Regions from separate parts of the Homo sapiens genome. Here region 2 is linked to region 1. Evidence: read pairs that join two places in POLR2A ChIA-PET (ENCODE). Cell type or tissue: PC-3. All regions are shown on one strand. Links, peaks and the distances in the headings refer to the core of each region. The heading gives the core; the rest is flanking DNA.

Region 1 (8,331 bases), core at 169-8,168:
GTCCCAACCATGGGCTCTGGAGTCAGACCTGGGTTCCAGGGTTACCTCTGTCACCTATTAGCTCTGAGACTTGGGTCAAGTCACTGAATTTCTGCATGCCTGAGTTTCCCCAATAGGAAATGGGGATAATAATATATGTAAAACTCTGTTTGACACATAGGAAGCATTAATAAATGCTAGTTCCATGACTGTCCACTTGGTCTGCAGACTTCAGAGGGTTACAGACACTCATGTGTTCAGCAATCATTGAGCGCTCTTTGAAACATTTGTTAGCCAGTTAATTGCCTTTTGCAGTTCAAGTCCTCTCATCTGTAAACCTTTCTAGGAGACTGCCGATCAGCTCACCGCAAGCAGAGTACTCTTAGGGCTGTGGCTGCAGCAGCCGAGTCACATGATCCCTGGGCCTGGTAACACCTTGCGGTCTTCATAAGTCTTTGCCTATACAGTAGACCATCCTGGACGAAGACCCATGACTGAATCTAATAGGTGCCTAGTCCATAGTAAATCAGGCTTTAATTTTAGGCCTGTCTGCTGGTTGGGTAACTCTGTTCTACAAGTGTGGGTCTGCAGAACCCAGGAACTAATTCCTCAAGACAATCACTGTCTGCAGATGCTCTTTCTTCTTTTCTTTTCTTCTTGTCTCCTTCATCCTTTAATAAAAAACAGGCCAGCGGCCGGGGCCGGGCACGGTGGCTCATGCCTATAATCCCAGCACTTTGGGAGGCCAAGGTGGGTGGATCACTTGAGGTCAGCAGTTCGAGACCAGCCTGGCCAACATGGCGAAACCCCATCTCTACTAAAAAAATAAAAATTAGCTGGGCATGGTGGCGGGTGCCTGTAGTCCCAGCCACTCGGGAGACTGAGGTGGAGGTTGTAGAGCTGGGATTGCACCACTGCACTCCAGCCTGGGCTACAGAGTGAGACTCTGTCTCAAACAAAACAAAACAAAATAGGAGAAGGAAAGGGTGAAAGTACTTTTTATTCACTTGTTAAAAAAACTACTCCTCATAGGAAAATGATGGAATGATGGAATTTCTTCCTGTTTCCATTCATTGCAAGTTTATAACGTGGCTATCCAGGGCTCTCATCCCCCCAAATTATTGGTGTCATCACCCTTGAGCACATTTTTGCTCGTTGTGGTATTTCACACCAACCCCTCAATGGGGCAGTGGCCTTTGGGCCATCCTGAGGACACCAAGCTGCCACTGCTCCCCACACCCCAGAGGCAGCCAGTGCTGATCTCCCCATGAGGGCATCCACTTCAGGTGGAATCGCTGACTGCTCACACCACATCATTTATGGTCCCTAAGTTTTTCTCCTTGGCTTGCCCGGTCCAAGGGACTTTATTTTAGCCAAAAATGTGGGAGAAAGAAAAGAAAGTGATCTGAAGTTTTTAAAGCCTAATATAAATATTGCAGAGCTTCCTTGGAATTCAATAGCCCGCCCCGTACCTCAAAGGCTTCTCCAACATGACCATGAAAGCAGCCAAAGGCATTCAATAGGGACATCCTCCCAGCCTTGTGTTAAAGTCATAGGTTATACCATTTTGTTCCATCTACCCATCCATCCACCCATGATCACTAACTAGGATAGCTGAACACACCCATGGCTTCATGTTGTGGTCCTGCCATGTAGTACCTTGCTGTCCTTACCGTGTATAAGCTCAGTGCCATGCCCTTCTTCCAGATGCTGGTGTTAAGGGTTCACATGTTGAAGTTGGGAGAGGGGAAGCACAGTCCTAGTTACCATAGCTCTGAGCACTCACACTGCAGGCAGACCCCAGAACACACACTTCCCAGTCCCATCAACACCTCTCCTGAATTCCAGGATATACATTTTTTGGGTTCATTGGCCCATTATCATAGTAATAGACCTCTTTTCCGAACTCCTCTTAATTTAGTTAACTCAGCTCTAGCAATGAAGCAGCGAATCACAGAGATACTTCAAACAGTCATTTATACCTGGCTTTTGCTGAATCTCATGGGATTATTTTGCCAAGGCATTTGTTTTGCCATCTTAATTATGTTCTTTTTAGCCAAAAATCATCCTTCCCCATCCTCTGGCAATAGCAACTTCCCTTGGGCAGAAGTGTCTCCTGGAAATAGGATCAGTGCTCAGGCCACATCAACCTGGGGCTTTCACCACCGATAATCTGTGTAGTGAGGCATCGACACAGGGGACCCATTTGAGTTGTTCAAGAAAAAAACTCCATATTTCTGCACAAGAAAAACAAATTGTAACAAACAGCCACTCTGCCAAAGAAAAATGCTCTGGTGCTACCTCTCTGTAGCCCTAGACTCATTTCTTTCTCCATTCCTTGTCTCCCAAATAGATCCTTTAGTGGCCCTTAAGGCTGTGCCCCTCACACACATTCTGTTTCTGTGCAACCTAAGTGTGCTGTGGTGCTGTCAGATAGCGTGAAAGCAGGGGGCTCACCTCCCGTGTTTCCGTGCAGAGCGCTGAGAGTCCGCAAGAAGATGTCCGGGGAGAAGATGCCTGTGAAGATGATTGGAGACATCCTGAGCGCACAGCTGCCGCACATGCAGCCCTACATCCGCTTCTGCAGCCGCCAGCTCAACGGGGCTGCCCTGATCCAGCAGAAGACGGATGAGGCCCCAGACTTCAAGGAGTTCGTCAAAGTAAGGAGCCAGGCTGTGCAGAGACTGGGCCCCAGAGTGGCGATCTTTGGGCAGCTGGATGTGTGAGGGGCTAATTCAAAAGTCTGCAAGAGTGTTCCCACTAGAGGCCAACAGGGCCTAGGGTCTTGGCTAAGCCTTAGGGGACTGGCACTCACTGGCAAGTGTGGCTGTCACCAAAGGGGTGGGCTTGGAGAGGAGGGGTGAACCCTGGGCTTGGAAGCTTTGAAAGTGTCTTTAGGGATCTGTTTTCCAGATGCTATTGGTGTTATTTGGATGCATGTTTAAATCTTTCATTTCATTTGCAAGGCCCAGGCAGGTCTTAGATTTCCTCTTGTGTTTAATCGCCACATCCTCAGTTCTTTGCTGGTCTCTGCCCTTCACTTGCAGAGGGAATGGCCAGGACTCCCAGTGGCCCCTTCATTCCTTTCGCAGTTGGTTCTGCTTGATGTGCTCCCGCCTTAGACAGCCTGTGGGAGTCAGTGTGGGATGCCAGGACCTCTTCCTTGGAGGTAGCAGGGATCTGGAGAGTTGGGAGTCCACCAGGGGATGTTTGGGGAGGTAATGCGGATACTGCTGGAAGACCTGCAGCTCTGGGACTTGGCCTTGGCCAGTGTGGGTCTCTGCTGGCCGTGCTGGGCCATTCAAACAGCCCCCACATCTCCTGGAGAAAAAAAGGAGGAAGAGAATAAAATAGCTTCTGTGAAACAGGTATCTTTTGATGAATAAACAACAAAATAATAATAACAGGCATATCTTTGGATCTCATGCATTTTGGAGACAGGCCATCCTCACCTGTCCTAGAGTGGTGCTTGTGGAATCACTGTGGTGAGGCACAAGCGCAGCCTCTTCTTGGTCAGAGCCTCATGTGAGCTTGTTGTTTCTGCCTCTCATGGTGTTTCTCAGCCTAGACTTGCCAGCCAAGGCATGGGGCACTCTGAGGTCATTCCAAGGGGAGAAAGATTGCTAAGAAGGAGGCCTTGGGTGGATGGAGACGAGAGAGCAGATGCTGAGCTGCTGGGCGCCATGGACCACCTAGGGTTTCAGCCAAGGGCTGGGCTCTTCCTAGGCCCGAGCAAGATGAGTTCATTGTTGGATGCACTTGAACTTCAGGAAAGTGCTGACACCAGCCCAGAGCAGGGGCCTCATTGTCCCTCCCCGCCCCTCTCCTCTTCACCTCTCCCCACCTCCTCTCAGTGGGAATGTGGCACGTCGTTGCCAGCTGCGAGGTGTTCCTGGAATGATGGTGTCCACAGCTGGAGCAGGTCCCGGTCCCTGGAGACAGTTATCAGGTCTCAGGGCTCCAGTCAATGCAGCTGCCCGTTTCTAAGGCATTAAACCAGACCACAGCCTTTGACAGCTAAGTGGCCAGACCCTGAAACTGGAGTCTTGACCCCCGTTGTCTGAGCTCCTCTTTCTCAGCCCTGCCTGGAGTTCCCAGAGGCACGTGCAGGCTCCACTCAAAACTAGACAATGAGATTTAGCCCTTCCAGCAGTTCTGGGGTGTAAGGGGAATTTTTCCTCTAACCGTATAGTCTTGTGACTCTTGTTCCTGGGAATGTTATAAAGTTTCTGCAGACATCCAGACGAAATATTCTGTGTAAAGCCAGAATCTCATCTCTGTGCATAAGGAACCATGCATGCCATGGAGGGTATGCTGAATCCAGAGTGCAGGGCTTAACCCTGCTGGCTGAGTCACATCTGTGGGTCTCCATTCTCCATCTGGAAAGTGTGTCATCCTGGACAGGGTAACTAGTCAGGCCCTTCCAACCCCAGGTCTCTCAGTTGTCATCCAGATAAATGAGATAATGGGTGGAGAGTCCTCACTGACATTAGTATTGATGTCACTAACTTTGGATTTTGCAAGTTTCTTAAGTACATTTAAAAACATCTCATTTCAGAGATTGGCAATGGATCCTCGGTGTAAAGGGATGCCACTCTCTAGTTTTATACTGAAGCCTATGCAACGGGTAACAAGATACCCACTGATCATTAAAAATGTAAGTACCTGTCTTGCCTTTTCAAGCAGGGGACGGCTTTCTCTGCATTGGAGAGGGCTGGGGTCATGGACAAGATTCCCAGTGAACATATCTGGTAACTGTTGTGTAGAAAGCACGAGACAACAAGGTGTCACAGAGGTCTGCTTGGTAACTCAGAAAGAAAAGCTGGTTTATCACGCAAAGAGCTGGCTGGGCACGGTGGCCCGCGCCTGTAATCCCAGCACTTTGGGAGGCCGAGGTGGGCAGATCGCTTGAGCCCAGAAGTTCAAGCCCAGCCTGGGCAGCATAATGAGACCCTATCTCTATTAAAAAAAAAAAAAAAAAAGAGAGCTAATACTGTGTCCGGAATTGGTGGGTTCTTGGTCTCACTGACTTCAAGAATGAAGCCGCAGACCCTCGCGGTGAGTGTTACAGCTCTTAAGGTGGCGCGTCTGGAGTTTGTTCCTTCTGATGTTCAGATGTGTTCGGAGTTTCTTCCTTCTGGTGGGTTCGTGGTCTCGCTGGCTCAAGAGTGAAGCTGCAGACCTTCGCGGTGAGTGTTACAGCTCTTAAGGCAGCGCGTCTGGAGTTGTTCGTTCCTCCCGGTGGGCTCGTGGTCTCGCTAGCTCAGGAGTGAAGCTGCAGACTTTCGCGGTGTTACAGCTCATAAAAGCAGTGTGGACCCAAAGAGTGAGCAGCAGCAAGATTTATTGCAAAGAGTGAAAGAACAAAGCTTCCACGGTGTGGAAAGGGACCGAGCCGGTTGCCACTGCTGGCTCGGGCAGCCTGCTTTTATTCTCTTATCTGGCCCCACCCACATCCTGCTGATTGGTAGAGCCCAGTGGCCTGTTTTGACAGGGGGCTGATTGGTGCCTTTACAATCCCTGAGCTAGACATAAAGATTCTCCACGTCCCCACCAGACTCAGGAGCCTAGCTGGCTTCACCCAGTGGATCCCACACCGGGGCTGCAGCTGGAGCTGCCTGCCAGTCTCGCGCCATGCACTCGCACTCCTCAGGCCTTGGGTGGTCGATGGGACTGGGCGCCGTGGAGCAGGGGGCGGCGCTCGTCGGGGAGGCTCGGGCTGCACAGGAACCCACGGAGGCAGGGGAAGGCTCAGGCATGGCGGGCTGCAGTCCCGAGCCCTGCCCCGCGGGAAGGCAGCTAAGGCCCGCTGAGAAATCGAGCGCAGCGCCGGTGGGCTGGCACTGCTGGGGGACCCAGTACACCCTCCGCAGCCGCTGGCCCGGGTGCTAAGTCCCTCATTGCCCGGAGCCAGCAGGGCCGGCCGGCTGCTCCGAGTGCGGGGCACGCCAAGCCCACGCCCACCCGGAACTCCAGCTGGCCCGCAAGCGCCGCACGCAGCCCCGGTTCCTGCTCGCGCCTCTCCCTCCACACCTCCCTGCAAGCTGAGGGAGGGGGCTTCGGCCTTGGCCAGCCCAGAAGGGGGCTCCCAGAGTGCAGTGGTGGGCTGAAGGGCTCCTCAAGTGCTGCCAAAGTGGGAGCCCAGGCAGAGGAGGCACCGAGAGCGAGCGAGGGCTGTGAGGACTGCCAGCACGCTGTCACCTCTCAATACTGCACAGCCTTCAGATGTGTGACCAAGTGGCTTCTACCTTGTAAGTCAGAAAATGAGAGCTTAGTCGTTGATTCTTTTTTTAATTTTTTTTTTTCTAGAAGAAAATAACATGGAATCACAGAAACAGTCTGTGGTCTGTGCCTTTCTCCCTTGACTCTTTCTTAAAGACAGGCCCAGTGCCTCTAGGCCTTGATTTTCTTAGCAGAAAAGAGAAAGAAACGTAATGCTACGACCTGTCTTCAGAAGGCCATTGTGAAACACTGTATTAGTCCATTCTCACACTGTTGTAAAGGACTGCCCAAGACTGGGTAATTAATAAGGAAAGAGGTTTAATTGACTCAGTTCCACATGGCTGGGGAGGACTCAGGAAACTTACAATCATGGTGGAAGGGGAAGCAAACACATCCTTCTTCACATAATGGCAAGAAGGAGAAGAATGGGAGCCCAGCGAAGGGGGAAACCCCTTACAAAACCATCAGATATTGTGAGAACTCACTCACTCTCACTAGAACAGGATGGGGGAAGCCACCCCAACGATTCAATTATCTCCACCTGGTCTCTCCCACAACATGTGGGAATTATGGGAACTACAATTCAAGATGAGATTTGGGTGGAGGCGCAGCCAAACCATGTCAGACACTGTGTGTTGATATTAGATGATTGTTCTTCTCCTGTCACTTTGAGAAAGCCGATACCAAAAGAAAAAAGAAAGAACAAAATTAGGGTTTCAGTGTCCCCACCTGTAAAATGAGTGAACAGATTTAGATGTCCTCTGAGCCTATGTTTGTAAAACCACAGGGAGTATAGCTCCTGGAAAGAGGTTTTAGATCTGGTTCCTTTTAATGGAAAATGGTGTTTAGAAACTCAGATGTGGGCACTGGCGTGCTCATTGCTACTGGGGTGATTTTGTTTTGTGTTCCTCTCGGTGGCAGAGCTGGGAAATATATGAATGTCTTTTCATGCACACATATTTACATATGCCAATGTATATACACATATATTTATATTTATTTCTAGATCCATCTATCCATGTATATTAGAACTCATGAATTCACACCAGTACCTCCTATTCTAATCCAATACTGCAGAATTTTTTCCAGCCTTTCCCCTTCTGCCTTTGTAACTCCCTACTCTGTGAAGAGCCTGGCTCTCATTATCCTCAATGTGTTTCCTTATTTGCTCAGTCTTCTTACATGTGACAAATCTCCCTCCCACATAAGCCATCTCCTCAGTCCAGCCCCAGCTCAACTCCACAAAATACACTGTGGATCTTTGGCTGAGTTAAATACTTAGTTTTGAAGTAAGTTTTCAACTTACTGTTTTCTCTCTTCCAACACCACAGTTACTATTTAATTAGCTCAGTACTTCTCTTTTTTCTCCCAATGTTTAATTGCAAATTGAAGTTGAAAACAAGCTTTTAAAATAGGTGTTCTATATCTAGCCAATGGGAGAAAAACTAAAACAAGAAAAGGACTGCATGGCCCAAATATTTAAAAGGGGGAAAAAAACTCATTATTTGCAGAAACACGATTGATTTCTTCCAGAGCACCCACAAAAATGAACTGAAAACCAGCTGAACTAAGAAGAGAATTGAAAACAGTGGTCAGCTATGAGATACATATGAAATCTGCTAAAGTACTAATACTAAATATTTTTATGATACTGATGTGGAGAAATTCTTAGCATGGTCTCAAAGACATGCTAATCCTAAACTTAAAGGATTTAGATCATAGCAACCTAAAAAATACCCAAACTTTCATCTGGGCATAGTGGCTCACACCCATAATACCAGCACTTTGGAAGACCAAGACGGGTAGATCACTTGAGGTCAGGAGTTCAAGACTAGCCTGGCCAACAGGGTGAGACCCTGTCTCTACTAAAAACACAGAAAAAATTAGCCGGGAGTGATGGTGTGTCAGGTTTGAGGCCCAGCTGAGGTCTGAGGGGAGTGGGTGAACGTGGGGCAGGGAGCTGGAAGAACACTTGAGAGACAGCAGGTAGATGGGACATGGCACAGAATTGTGCACCTGCACTCTAATCCCCCTGAGTCATGCAGGCTGTTTACATCTGCGTATGCCTGCCTGGTTGCAGCACAGCCATGTTCCCTACATGATGTGTATCTGTAATCCCAGCTGCTCGAG
Region 2 (8,331 bases), core at 19-8,018, 1.0 Mb before region 1:
AGCTGAGCGGTTAAGTTCGTACGTGGTCACTGATATGGTTTGGACCTGCGTCCCCACCAAATCTCATGTCAAATTGTAATCCCCATTGTTGGAGGTGTGGTCTGGTGGGAGGTGATTGTTTCATGGGTGCTCATGAATTCTCATAAATGGTTTGGCACCACCGCCATGATGCTGTCCTCAGGATAGTGAGTGAGTTCTGGTGAGATCTGGTTGTTTAAAAGTGTGTAGCACCATCTCCCTCTCTCTCTTGTTCCTACTCCAGCCATGTGATGTGCCTGCTTTCCACTGCCCACCATCATTGGAAGTTTTCTGAGGCCTCTGCAGAAGCTGAGCAGATCTCAGCATCATGTTTCCTGGACAGCATGCAGAACTGTGAGCTAATCAAAACTCTTTTTTTTTGTTTGAGATGGAGTCTCGCTTTGTCACCTAGGCTGGAGTGCAGTGGCATGATCTCAGCTCACTGCAACCCTGCCTCCCAGGTTCAAGCGATTCCCCTACCTCAGCCTCCTGAGTAGCTGGGATTACAGGTGTCCGCCACCACGCCTGGCTAATTTTTGTATTTTTAGTAGAGACTGGGTTTTACCATGTTGGTCAGGCTGGTCTTGAACTCTTGACCTCATGATCCACCTGCCTCCACCTCCCAAAATGCTGGGATTACAGGCGTGAACCACCGCACCCAGCCTCAAAACTCTTCTTTGTAAATTATCCATTCTCGGGTATTTCTTCCTCTTTTTTTTTTGGACAGGAAGTAGGATTTATTAGTGAGTATTAAGAGGGGGCAGCACAGTCGAAGCCCTCATGAGTGCAGGGCCTGCCACTTGTCCAGAGGGCCACGACTAGGGATGTACTTGATCCCACAGCCATCTGGGATGAGCCGCTTCTCAGCCACCATGTCTTCAAATTCATCTGCATTGAACTTGGTGAAGTCTCACTTCTTTGAGATGTGGATCTTTGGGGTGGCCAGGGAACTTGAACTTGGCCCTGCGCAGGGCCTCAATCACATGCTCCTTGTTCTGCAGCTTGGTGCAGATGGACATGATAACCGTGGTACAATGTGAACCCCGGCCACAGTGCCCTGGGGTTTTCCAAAGGCACCTCGCATGTCTGTTTGGAGCATACATTGGGGTAATACAAGGTCAGAGACATGAACATCCATCTGAAGGGCCTGTCTCCAAGGTCCCTTAGAGCAACGCATACAAGAAACAGGCTGCGTACACTACCAAGGAAGCTGCTGTTTGCAGCCATTGCACACCTGGCCCCCGGGAGGAAAGGAATTCAGTCAGCTTAATTGGTTGCAGATTGGGTATTTCTTCATAGCAATGTGAGAAAAGACTAATACAGTTGCCAACCCCCATGAATCCTATACCAGGAGCCACCTCGTCTTGCCACAGCTAAGGATATGATCTAAGTCTTGTCTTGGACGAGCTCACTCTCCACTCTGTGGCACACATGTTTTCCTTTAAAATACCCCTGTTATTCAAGCAGGAATGAAATATTTCTCTCACTTTTCTGATTGAAGTCTTTCCATGCTGAATTTTCTTAATCAGACCAGTAGGTGAGTTCCATTTCTTATATAATCTTCCTTTTACTAATAATCTCTTCAGTAGATAATGACCTTAGCAACTGTTGACACAACTTCCTCTATTTGAAGTTTTAAAAGTTTTGTTTGGTCAAGAAAAATAACTTGGAATTTTGAGGTCACTTCTGTGGCTACTCATGGATTGAATTGTCCTGGTTACCTAGTGATTTATTGCTTTTTGCCCACTGGTAGGAAGGAGGTTCCCAATGTTGGAGGTGTGGCCTGGTGGGAGGCGATTGGCTCATGGGTGCTCATGAATTCTCATAAGTGGTTTAGCGCTACCCCTTCGATGTTGTCCTCAGGATAGTGAGTGAGTTCTGGTGAGACCTGGTTGTTTAAAAGTGTGTAGCCCCTTCCCCCTCTCTCTCTTGTTCCTACTCCAACCATGTGATGTGCCTGCCTTCCACCGTCCGCCATCACTGGAAGTTTTCTGAGGCCTCTGCAGAAGCCTAGACATGGTAGAACCCACGTCTGTTTTATGAAGGGTAAAATAGCACCCCTACGATACTGTATCATGCTGCCAGAGTTTAATAAATTGGGGTAAAAACCAGTATTTCCCAACTCTCAAGGGAAAAGGCTGTGTTATTTGTGAAGTATTATCAGTAGGATGATTTTACCAAGGCATCTTGGTTCATTCTCAGTGTTGAGGAGATTTCTGTATCCACTGGGAAGCTGACCAGGCATCATCTAAGATCCTTTTCGGGGTAGAGAACATGCCAGCACCAGTGGCTACTCTTGGACAGAAGGGGAAGGTTGGTAAAGGAGTCAGCTGACAAGACTTTCACTTTTATTTTTATCCCCTTCAGTTGATTTTGAAAAATGAAAGGTCATGTCTTGCTGTTGAATAATAATAATAATAATAATATCTTTTATTTAATTTTAATTTTAATTTTTGAGACAGTCTCACTCTGTCACCCAGGCTGAAGTGCAGTGGTGCCATCTCAGCTCACTGCAACCTCTGCCTCCTGGGTTCAAGCAATTCTGGTGCCTCAGCCTCCCAAGTAGCTGGGATTACAGCCACCATGCCTGGCTAATTTTTTTTATTTTAGCAAGAAGGGGTTTCACCACGTTGCCCAGGGTGATCTTGAACTCCTGAGCTTAAGTGATCCTTCCGCCTTGGCCTCCCAAAGTGCTGGGATTACAGGCGTGAGCCACTGCGCCCAGCCAATAATAATACCTTTTTTCAGGCTGTGATTCAAATGTTCCCTTAGTTCTCTTAGTTGTGTTTACCTCTGAGCAGACATAAAAGGGGGCTGTGGACTTAGGGCTGCCCCCAGGAATGGTGGCAACTGTGTGGTCATAAGTGACAAAGGGTCACATACAAACCAGAAGGTGGGAGGTGACCCATGCAGTCTCCAACCCTGCGCCAAGGCTGGTCAAGCCCTCTTATTTTGGGGGCACTTTGAGGGGAGGGTGGGATAAGAGTTGCAGTTGCAAGAGAGGTATATGGCTCAGGTGACCTGCTACCTATGATATGACATCATTCCTTTCATGCTGAGCTCACAGGGGCGCTGTGAGGTTTGCTATTCACTAATCACACGTTGGCTAATCCATCACATTCATGGAGCAAAGGTCAGCCACATACATGCAAAATAGCAACCAAACATCACTCCTAATATTGCCTAATGACTTTCTCTTGAAAGTCAGACTTGGGCTGGCCTCACCTTCCAGTATCATCTAGCTGGTGCATCAAAAACTACGAGGGTTCTACCGGAGCCACCAGAGGCTGACACAGCTGCCCTTCACCAGCCCCTCTGCGAAGTCTGTCCTCTGTCTCTCCTGAGGACATCCTCTCCCCCTCCAGCAGGTCTTTTAGCCACATGTCTTTATTCTTGCCTTGATTCTAAAACCATCCCCAGTCTGCTTTTGCCTAATAGAGAGGGAGAAAAGTCTATTGCTTTCTTTTCTTTTATTCCTACTCCCCCTGGCTTTTTTTGAGTCAGGATCTTGCTTTGTCACCCAGGCTGAAGTGCAGTGAAGCAATCACAGCTCACTCACTGCAGCCTTGAACTCCTGGACATAGCCATCCTCTCATGTCAGCCTTCCAAGTAGCTAGGACTACAGATACATGCCACTATACCCAGCTAAGTTTTTATTAAACATTTTTTATAGAGACAGGGTCTAGTCTCAAGCTGGTCTCAAGCTCACTGCAGCTTCAAACTCCTGGCCTCTAGCCATCCTTCCACCTCGGCCTCCCAAAGTTCTGGGACTATAGGCATGAGCCTCTGTATCCCCTGGAAAGTCAATTTCTAAGAGCTCAGCATCCATCCAGGTGGAAGAGGTGAACATAGGCATCTCTCCTCTGTGATCACTGCCACTGCAATGGGAGAACAGGAAAAGATGGCAGTTGATTTCTGTCCTTTCATCATGAGTCCATCTACTCTCCTTCCCATCTCACATCCTGGACTTGCTTCCGACGACAACGTTATCAAGCCTGCAATTAAAAGCAACCACTTTTATGAGTCATTGTTTTGCGAAAGCAAATACCCTTAATATGTTGATTCAGAAGGTTTCAGGGGAGCCACCATGAGGCCACTTGTGCAATGCCAGGCTAACTACTTTTGAAAGAGGACCATATGCTGCCTTTACAACATCCCTTTGGTGTTTAATTTGATGAAACAATGTGCCACAATCAGCTGTGAGGACAGCAGCCGTGATTGATGGAGACTGACTCACGTGGTCTGACTCTGATTTCAATATCACCGCGCTAATCCCATTATTCGCTTGAGTTGGCTTGTTTTGGGCTACCTTAAAAAAAGTTATTTCTTTAATGGTCAAATTGCCGTGAGGTCTGGAAGATTTAATGTATCATAAAACTCATTAAATAACCAGCCTGGCAGCCCACACCACTGGGTAGTGTGCTAGCATATGGGAGATCCAAGCTGAAGACTTCAGCATTCATTTCAATGCCACCCAGCCAAAGCCTCAAGGGACAAGTCTGGAGTGTGTGTTCTAAGCCAGCATTCCTCCAACTTTCATGGACGCATGAATCATCGGAGTGCTTTACGAAAGTGCAGATTCTGATTCAGCAGTTGTGGGGCGAGGCTTGAGATTCTGCATTGCTGACAAGTTGATGTCCATTCTTCTGGTCCAAGGCCCAAACTTTGAACACTAGTGAACATTCACTAGAGGGTCTTGTGAATATCCATTGACAGCAGCTAACACTTATGAACCACATGACTGTGTTGTAAGTACTGTATGTGTGTGTTATATGTGTCTGCTTATTTAATCTTTACTTTTAACCTCATGAGGGAGATATTATTATCACCTCCATCTTCTAGATGAAGAATTAAATAATTGAATACCTAAGTGAATAAACTAAATAACTGAGGCCACACAGCTTGGTCCAGTACTTTTTGCCTTTTAGGCATGTTTATGAATCTGTGAGATCTATTTTTAGAAGTTAATTACCAAGTCTACTTTTTTTCCAGTTAAATGCCTAGGTCATGGTTATTGTTGTTCTGTTACTTATGAAGTAAAATAAGCAGAATAAAACCCAAAAAACACAAAATAACCTATTTGTTATTTTGAATCTTTTAAAATATAACATCAACAATACATTTTTCACATTAAAAAATCTATTGATTTGAGAAAACTGTACTTAAACCATGGCCCCAGGGTGAACGAATGGTGAGCGGGAATAAAATAAAATTCAAAACCATGTCCCCTGACTGCACAGCCTCTTTGTTTTTTGTTTTTGTTTTTTTCCAACCTCATCATTACACTCCTTTCACATAGGACTCAGTGCCCTGGCCCCATTTTTAGTTAGAGAACGGTGGCTCTTGTATAGATCTGCCATGGGCTTGTACTGGGTAAAACGATGAAATTTGTCTTGGGGGCTTTAGACGTCTCTTTCTGGATCCCTTTCTCTAAAAGATAATATTTACCACAGCAGGATGCCGCTAATACTGAATCAAAGCAATATGTAGCCAAGCCATGAGCAGCTAATATCCTAACCTGAGCCCTGCCTGGAAGTGGCAGCCGTGTTAGCCTCTCTGGTGCTTTATGTTGAATGGGTGCTCGGGGTGAAGGGACTCTGGCAGCCTTCCCAGAAAGGGAGATGGCAAAAGAGAAAACAAACACCTTCTAGAGGTTTCTGGGGAACTTAGGGAATCCTAGAAAACCTGTGTAAGGTAATGCAAGTACGTTTCTCCTCCCATCTGTTTTAATTGGCATTCCCACTCACCATTCATTTCACCCTGGGGCCATGGTTTAAGTACAGTTTTCTCAAATCAATGGATTTTTTAATGTGAATTTTTTTTTTTTCTTTTTGAGACGGAGTCTCGCTCTGTCCTCCAGGCTGGAGTGCAGTGGCGCAATCTTGGCTCACTGCAATCTCTGCCTCCCGGGTACATGCCATTCTCCTGCCTCAGCCTCCCGAGTAGCTTGGATTACAGGTGCCTGCCACCATGCCTGGCTAATTTTTTGTATTTTTAGTAGAGACGAGGTTTCACCGTGTTAGCCAGGATGGTCTCGATCTCCTGACCTCGTGATCTGCCCGTCTCGGCCTCCCAAAGTGCTGGGATTACAGGCATTAGCCACCACGCCCGGCCGAAAAATGTATTTTTGATGTTATATTTTAGAAGATTTAAAATAACAAATAGGTTATTTTGTTTTTCGGGGTTTTTTTCTGCTTATTTTACTTTATAAGTAACAAAACAACAATAACCACAACCTAGGCATTTAACTGGAAAAAAGGTAGACTTTGTAATTAACTTCTAAAAATAGATCTCACAGATTCATAAACAAGCCTAAAAGGCAAAAAGTACTGAACCAATGTTACTTCAGAAAACTCAGTGAACCCACACAAATGCCCCATTTTGTACAGATAAAATAAGAGTTACGTGTCAAAAGATAAACCAGGTTACGGCATTACAACCTTTCCTTTAGAAGGAATGTGCTGAAGGGGAAGAACATTACTAGACTGGTGATCAGGAGGCCTGAGATTTAACCCCATGTTAATTTGAACCTCAGCTTCCTCATCTGTAAGATAAGGGAGACTGACATCCAGACCTGACGTTAGATGAATTAAGCCTCACTGGGGGATGCAACACCAACCTGAGGTTTACTGATCGGGTAGCTCATTCAGCCACAGCCATCACCCTCTGTTTTCCACTGGGCTTTTAGATACATCATAAAACACTAGGATTTTTCTGCTTCAGCCAGTTGCAATTGCTCAGAAACCTCATAAGAATATATATTCCTTTTTTATCTTTTTTTTTGAGACAGGGTTCCCCAGGCTGGAGTGCAGTGGCACAATCATGGCTCACTGCAGCCTCAACCTCCCCAGGCTCAGCTGATCCCCCCACCTCAGCTTCCCAAGTAGCTTGGAGTACAGGCACTTACCACCATGCCCAGCTACTCTTTCTATTTTTTGTAGAGACGGGGTTTCACCATGTTGCCCAGAATGGCCTCAAACTCCTCGGCTCAAGGGATTGCCTGCCTCAGCCTCCCATAGTGCTGGGATTACAGGCATGAGCCACCGTGCCTGTCCACTATTTATTCTATATATATATATATGGGAAATATTTACATATATTTGTTTGCTGGACTAGGCATTGTGTAACACATAAATTATCCATTACAATAACAGCATGAGATGCTGTTCTTTCCATTTTACAGATGGGATGGGGAAGCTCAAAGAGGTTAAGAGACCTGCCCATGGTCACTGGGTGACTGAGGCTTTACCACCATGAAAATCTTTCCATGTAGGTCAACGGCATTTCCTTCTGTAGAGACCTGTGCGCCATGCCCATCCCTTCCTGCTAATGATGCAGCTAGCTAGCTTGCTTGCTTGCTTGCTTTAGCCTCAGCTCTTTTTTAGAGTAGGAAGGCTTTGTATTTTAGCCTATAGTGTGCTATTAACAATGCTTTCCATCAGCAGCCTTTGTTTCTCATAAGGAGTAAGACAATAAGCAGCCCTAAGTATTTATTCATTTCTCTTCAACTCTTGCATGGAACTTAGGTCAGCTTTAGTTTTACTCCCCTCTGCGTTCTTTGTAATCTTGTGGATTGTATGGAGAAATCTGCCCCAAACAGATGACCTGATTACTGAAACCCCCGCATTTTCTGTGGTTTTCCATTGTAAGGGAATCACTGCACTGTAAAATCCATAGGAAAATGCCATTTCTCTAAGCATATTTCTCCAAAAAGTTTTCACCAAACATATGCATTTTCTTAACCTGAAGTTCTTCATCAGTCCCGGCCTCTGTCTTTGAAACGCCCAAAATGTGATGATGTAGGAAAAAAAAATTTAGGGTTGATGGGAAAGGAATGGATTTTAGAGGAAGATGTTTGCAAAGTTCTGGGAGTGGTAAGGAGAAATGGGAAAGGGAGAGAGACCACTCGGGTCTGTTCTGTGTGCAGCCATAGTATTGTTTGCTATTGAGTTGTTTGTGACTTTCTCTCCCATTCCCATCCTCAGATTTAAATGACCAATTTTGGCATAAGGACTCACAGGTGCAGAACATTCTATAGGCTTGGACGACTTCATAAAAAATGATTCAATCATATCTGGGACGAAGGCTGTCCCACTTATTCTCTCTAGCAGCCTAATGCTCTTGCTTTATTCAGATTTCCAATAGCAACTGTCATTGACTTTGTACACTTATGCATTGCATTAAGATTGTACTTATTGTTTGGAACTCTTAATGCTGCAAATACCCGTGCAAGACTTAGACGCTGATAAGAGAGGAGGTGGTAAGGAATGTTTGAATTAACTCATAACTGCTACTTGCAAAGTTTCCAAAAGG

What was found. ChIA-PET counts read pairs that join two places held together with the same protein. Peaks named below come from ENCODE experiments on the same cell type or tissue, not always from the same donor. Only the 100,000 strongest peaks of a DNase experiment are listed, where the experiment ranks them.
Region 2: POLR2A ChIA-PET joins it to region 1 with 14 read pairs; 2 of 35 experiments call an interaction of 5 or more read pairs at or near these places.

The regions. Positions count from the first base shown.
Region 1 is chr21:33,862,696-33,871,026 of GRCh38, forward strand. It overlaps ITSN1 (intersectin 1), which reads left to right. Exons shown (of 40, transcript NM_003024.3): 32 at 2,456-2,639; 33 at 4,538-4,636. Among named protein-coding and RNA genes, the nearest start is that of ATP5PO, 49 kb to the right of the region's middle. In PC-3, for the core only: no CTCF peak of the experiment used is centred there; no DNase peak of the experiment used is centred there.
Region 2 is chr21:32,840,698-32,849,028 of GRCh38, forward strand. LOC124900470 (small nucleolar RNA SNORA70) reads right to left here and starts at 1,298; the gene lies at 1,164-1,298. LOC124905012 (a long non-coding RNA gene) reads right to left here. Exons shown (of 2, transcript XR_007067846.1): 2 at 3,659-4,013. In PC-3, for the core only: a CTCF peak has its summit at 4,141; a DNase peak (open chromatin) is centred at 4,574; H3K27me3 peaks cover 4,776 bases.